2 separate regions of the Mus musculus genome follow, and region 2 is linked to region 1. Evidence: chromatin loops called from intact Hi-C (ENCODE). Cell type or tissue: heart. All regions are shown on one strand. Links, peaks and the distances in the headings refer to the core of each region. The heading gives the core; the rest is flanking DNA. Region 1 holds the start of Nsun4 (NOL1/NOP2/Sun domain family, member 4). Region 2 has its middle 12 kb from the start of 6430628N08Rik.

The links. A loop is a pair of places that touch in the nucleus more often than their neighbours do. Peaks named below come from ENCODE experiments on the same cell type or tissue, not always from the same donor. Only the 100,000 strongest peaks of a DNase experiment are listed, where the experiment ranks them.
Region 2: a loop joins it to region 1, with 2.8 times the contacts of the local background. A loop is called at or near these places in 8 of 42 quality-filtered maps.

The regions. Positions count from the first base shown.
Region 1 is chr4:116,051,168-116,054,075 of GRCm38, reverse strand. Nsun4 (NOL1/NOP2/Sun domain family, member 4) reads left to right here and starts at 265. Exons shown (of 6, transcript NM_028142.5): 1 at 265-392. The coding sequence starts at 300. In heart, for the core only: a CTCF peak has its summit at 1,156; DNase peaks (open chromatin) are centred at 255, 525 and 1,295; H3K4me3 peaks cover 1,583 bases; H3K27ac peaks cover 1,328 bases.
Region 2 is chr4:115,901,462-115,904,369 of GRCm38, reverse strand. No RefSeq gene overlaps it. Among named protein-coding and RNA genes, the nearest start is that of 6430628N08Rik, 12 kb to the right of the region's middle. In heart, for the core only: a CTCF peak has its summit at 1,324 (motif pointing left); a DNase peak (open chromatin) is centred at 1,329; H3K27me3 peaks cover 2,057 bases.

The DNA.
Region 1 (2,908 bases), core at 174-2,673:
GTCTATAGTCTGCTCTAATTTCGTTCTACCTCGGCAGCTTTCTCCATGCAGGTTGAGCCCAGAAGGCCTTCCCTGCAACTTCCTAGGAGCTCCTTTAGATGCTCTAGCACAGCCACCGCTTCGTGTGCGCCCCGAGGATTCTGGTGGGTGGGGTGTGGAGGTAGGCGGAGCCCTGGGGGCGCCGCAAGCCTAGCCCCGCCCTGTCTGCCGCTGATATTCTAAGCAGCCCTCAATCCTTCCCGGAACCCGCGAGAGCGCAGCTGCAGTTTCAGTCGGAATTATTGGCGTTGTTAGTTGACATGGCTGCGCCCGTCTTAAGATGTGTTCGGAAGCTGCTGAAGCTCGTGGACTTCACGCCGGTCCCGCGGAGATATCGATATAAGAAGAAATGGGTAAGGTCTGACATTAGAGGGAGACTTATCCAGCCCTTGCGTTTCCCGTCACTCACAGTTGCATTCGGGACATGAACTCCAGGGACCGTAACCTTCTTGGAGCTCTTGTCTCACGCCTGCCTGTCCTTTTATTAACCACAAGCCTCTTCCTGTTGCGTAAGCAGCCCCCTGACTCCGCCCCTCTCTGTTAAGTCACGGCCTGAGCTTTCATTCGGTGACGTTACATCGCCTCATGTTACTTTTTCTTGCTTACTTTTATCTTGCCCTTCCCACCCTTCTTTTTCCTTTTCTTTCCTCCCTCTTACCCTTCCCCTCCAGTCCCATGAACTCTTCCCCTCCTTTCCTCCTTAAAATTTCAGCCCCTTCAACTTCACCTCAAGCAGACTGCCCTAACAACTACTCCTTCCCTCCTGAGTCTCCGTCGTCCTGCAGGAAAGGATTCACCCCTGTTCTCACTCTCGAGGTGCCTGTGGCGCCCGGGAAAGACTTCAACGACCACCTTTCCTGTAATGCTGGCCTTTCTCCAAATGCAGGCAACAGATTCACCAACCCCCCTTACTCTAGAGAACCTTTCTCTTGCCTCACCATTTCTTCTCCGTGCTTACCTCGACGGATCCCCACCCCGCCCCCTCCGCCCCCAGTCCTCTCCTCCCCACCCCCACCGGAGAGGTGCCCCTTTGAACCCTTTTCTCCACTCCTAGGAAGGCTGTACAGACAAGAGCCAGCTGGTTCATCCTCTCCTTGTTTTGACCGATTCAGCCTTCAGGGGTCACCCTCTCCTCATCAGCGGAACCTATGTTGCAACTATATTGATTCCCCAGAATCTCAGCGTTCATGCCCTCCAAGTCCGCGTCTTTGTTATGTGACTTCCCCACCTCTCATTCATCAGGCCCCTAGAGCCAGCCCAGTAACTTCCCCTGAACTTACTCATATAACCTTGGAGACAGGCCCGGTGATTTCGACTCCCCTTATGCCAGGGTCCCAGGGAAATTACTCCATCATTTCACCTCTTCTTACCCATCGGCCCCTGAGACCTGGCCTTGCAATTTCACCTCCCCTTGCTCACCGATCTGTGGAAACTAGACCTCTAACCCCTGCATCCATTTCTCACCGAGGGCCCCACTGTCCCTCTAGAAGAAGTTACAATGATCCTCCCCTTTCTTCAGCATCTTCCCCACCCTCTGGCAACCCTTACCACGACAACCCTATGCCTCCAAACTCTTGTGAACCTAAACCACAGCTTGATGTACCTCTTGGGAAAAATGGCTGTGGCCCTCCACTTTCTTCTCAGGCAGGCATGTCTGGCTCTCCCATCTCACCTCAAGAGGGCTGTATTCATTATTCCCATTTATGCCCAGATTCCCAGATATCTGCCCCTAGGAGTCCTTTCTGTGTTATCAACCTACCACCTGAGAGTGCTGGTTCTCCTAGCTCATCCCTGCCTCAGGCTCTCCAGAAGCCCTGTGTAGGGTCCTTTCTGTGGGAGCCTGGGGGGAACTCTTACCTCTTACTAACCCCAGGTACTATAATTTCTGGTCCTTCCTGCACCACAGGACCACCTCTTCCTCAGTGTCCTAATCCTTCCCCGTATTTCCCATCTCCCCTGAACAACCAGTGTGTAGCTCCACCTCAGTCACCCAGAGGTTATAATGAACCCCGCCCTCCTACCTCAGCTCCCCCTCAAATGAAGTCCCCCAAATCCCCTGAATCACGACGCAATCCCTACAAGTGTCGGTCCCTAGACAATACACCCCACCACACTCCTCCTAGCCATTCTAAATCCCATAAGACCAACACCTGTCCTCAGCCTCCCTCCCAGTCCTTTGGCCTCTTTAGTCCATGTATGGAGCCAGCCATCACAACTACTTCAAATTCCTGCCCAAAAGAACCTCCCCCAGAGACCGCTGTCCTCAAAACTGTTGCTCCTACTTCCTGTCCTCATAGCTCGCCTTGTAATCCTGCTTTGCCCAGTAGATATCCTAAGAGTAGTCCCCACGTACCACCTCCAGTTTCCCCCTGCAATACTCATATGTATTCTGTGGTTCCTCCCACCTCCCATTTATCCCCACTCTCTAGTCCCCTAAATCAGTCTATACCTCTCCCTCAGCCTGCGGTTCTCCCTTGTGGCACTTATTCTGCTCCCAGGGGTCCGCCATCCCATATCAAGTCTGTGGCGCCTCCTTGTTCCACCCACATCTATTCTTTTATCCCTTTGAGAACACCCTTTGACCCCCGATGTTTACCTGTTGTCCCTCGAGCTCGGTTTTGCCCCACTACTGTTCCCTGTGGCATTCATACCTATGCTGTGACTTCTCCAGTCCCACTGAACAATCCCTCCCAGATCCCCTACAGCTGTTCTTTGCCTCCATCCAAGACCTCCTCTACCTGTAGCACTTCTGTCAGTTCAACTATTGTTTGTAGTGACTATCAAAGTAGTGACAGCCAGATTAACCACCAAAACAAAAGTCAGAGCCCAAACAAGAACAGCTCCCTTCATAATCAAAGCAAGAGTCCCC
Region 2 (2,908 bases), core at 251-2,750, 150 kb after region 1:
GAGAAGGACAGAAAGTAAATCTATCAGTTGTCCCTGGGAAGTGTCCCTTTGTGGGCCTGTAATCCCTAGCACACATCAGACCCCAGAAACAGACCTGGGGGACTTCTGCTCATGTACTATAGCCCCTGCCAACCTGAGGCTAATTTGGGCAAGCCTCACTCTTTTCTCGCTTGTTTGAAGTGACCAGCCAAAGGGAGCTTCCCAAATGAGGGTTTTTTTCTGCCTGCAAGGGCACATGGTGGGTTCTAGGGTCTCCATGATGGCCTGGACTCCTTCTTTATATGGATTGTCATCTCATGTTTTCAATGACAGGTAGCAGAGGGTGGAGCCCAGGAAGCAGCAGGGATTTGTTCAAGGTTCCAAGGTTGTCATAAGTGCAGATGGGAGAGGCTTCTAGGCTAGACCCACCCTGGAGCACTGTGACATCCTAAGAAGGCCGGGTGCCCTTCTTCCTTTATATCCCAGCTGTCCTAGAACCAGCCTTTCTCTGCTTACCCTGTCAGAGACCCAAAGACGTGAGCTTCAGGATAACCCAGAAACCTAGAATTCTTCTTATCTCCTACAGAAGTGGCGCGAGGAATTACTACCTGTGGGGATAGAAGCTAGACCTGAAAGGAGTCGTAGCATATCTTCCTATCAATGGAGTATCGGGAGAGCAAGGCTTAGTGATCAGTGAGTGTGATTGTGATGAAGGCTCAATCATGGGTCTATGACCAGAGTCAGATTGGATTTTGTCAGTCGGGGCTCAGTAAATGGACTGTGGTCAGAGCTGTCTGTTCCCAGGGCTTGAGCTCAGTCTATAACCAAAACAAGAGCTAGTGTATGTCCATGATCAAAACTCAGTTTGTGTCTAGGTCCTAGTTCAATATATAATCAATGTATAATAAAGGTCGGGGACCAGAGAAGTTGTTAATAAAGACCGGGTTCAGTATACTGACAAAGCAGGAGCAGGACTCAGAGTGTAATCAGGGTCAAGTTCACTATAACCAAGGACCAAGGCTCAGTATGAACCAAGGTGAGGGTTCAAGATCAAGTCTAGGGTTCAGTCTACAACAGGCTCAGGATTGTGTGTGTGTGTGTGTGACCTTGATGCATTTTATTTTCAGGCCAAGGCTTCCTCGGTAGTTTCTGGTTGTAGAAATGGATAATTTACTTAGTACATCTAGGTGACTAACCTCCTGCCCCCGCTCCCCTGCTTTCCCTGTCCTTTGGGGTCTTTGGCCTTCAGAAGAGAGAAAAAGAAAAAAAAAAAAAAAAAAAAAAAGATTGTTCAGGAGGCTGGAATCCCCTGTCATGTACTCAGGGTGCCCTCTGGTGGCAGTCTCTAATAGTGTTGATTTTCGCAGACTTGACCAGCTTTCGGGAAGCCTAGGCTTCTGGTATAGTTATGGAAGTCCACTTGGTTGTCTCTGTGCTCTTGCATTACTGCACACCACCCAAACAGGAATAGACACAGGGGGATCTGCAAGTAGACAGTGGACACCCCCAAGCTTTTCTCGTCTCCTGTCCAGTTGGCATCTATAAACCCTGATACCAGACTAGAAAGCTACGTCTCAACTGTATGATGGGAGTCGCTTCCTTTATCCATCAGTTTGACAGGTATCATCGTCACCTACCTTTGACAGGTATAGGAGAGAACATAATAAAGATCTCCACTTCCTGGTTCTCACTCCTCTTCTTAGTCATGAACTCCTGGCCACAGCACCCATAGAAGCTCACTGGCACCAGCTGAAGGTTCGCAGAAGTTCAGAACATCCTAGGATCTATTCTCCACCAGATTAACAGGTTAGACTAAACTAGGTTTGAGGTCTCTGCCTCTACCTGTCCTCATATGTCACTACCCATAGGCCAGAGGTTCCTACGTTTACATACCAGGGGCCTCTTTTCCAGAGCCTGAGAACCCAGGTCCTTCGGGGCTGCTCTGCTGGGCTGACAGCTACTAAGGTTCTCCCAGAATATGGCCTGACAGTCTATACCCAAATGCTCTAGGCAAAATTTTAGCACTTCCTTTAAGAGTCTTTTCTTTCCTTCCCCAGGAAATCAGCAGACAACTTGTCCCATTTCCTTCAGAGCACAGTGTAGCTGCTTGCAGTGGCTACTCCAGCCCCAGCCCCAGCCCCAGCCCCAGCCCCAGCCCCAGCCCCAGCCCCAGCCCCAGCCCCAGCCCCAACCCCAGCCCCAGCCCCTACTCAGGTTTACAGTAACCCCCAAGCCTGCCCCTTGTTTTCTGGCTCTCCCTTCGATGCTGTTTTCTGCACAGCAGGCAGGGAAATCTTTACAATCATAAACCAGATCTTGCCAGGTCTCTGCTTAAAACCCTCCAGTGGCTCCTATCTCACAAAGAATAAAATCCAATGTCTCACTCTGTCCTCACCAAGCTTGCCGTGGGCTGGACAACAACCCCTTCCACACAACACTAACATCACTCCCTCCAATCTCTATCGCCCTTCTCTCTCATTTTGACACAAAGAGGCCAAGTTCATACTTACCTCTGGGCTTTTTCAATGACCATTTTCTGAACTTAAAGCATTCCTGCTCTACCTTAGCATGGCTGACTCCTGTCACTCCATTCAGAATTTAGCTTCTCTCAGAGACCTTCTTTTTTTTTTTTTTTTTTTTTTTTTTTTTTTTTGTCTCAGAGACCTTCCTAACTGCCCATGTTCCTGAGATATACCTCCCTACTGTGATTTCCAGTATAGGACTGTTTACTGGTTGTCTCCTAGTTGTGTGTGTGTGTGTGTGTGTGTGTGTGTGTGAACTTGGCATATGTGCATGTGTGGACATGGGTGCCCATGCATGTGTACACAGGTGCAGTGGCCAGAAGAGAACATCAGATGTCCTGCTCTGTCACTCTCTGCCCATGCTCTTGAAATAGGACACCTTAAGCTGAATCTGAAGCTCAGTTGGT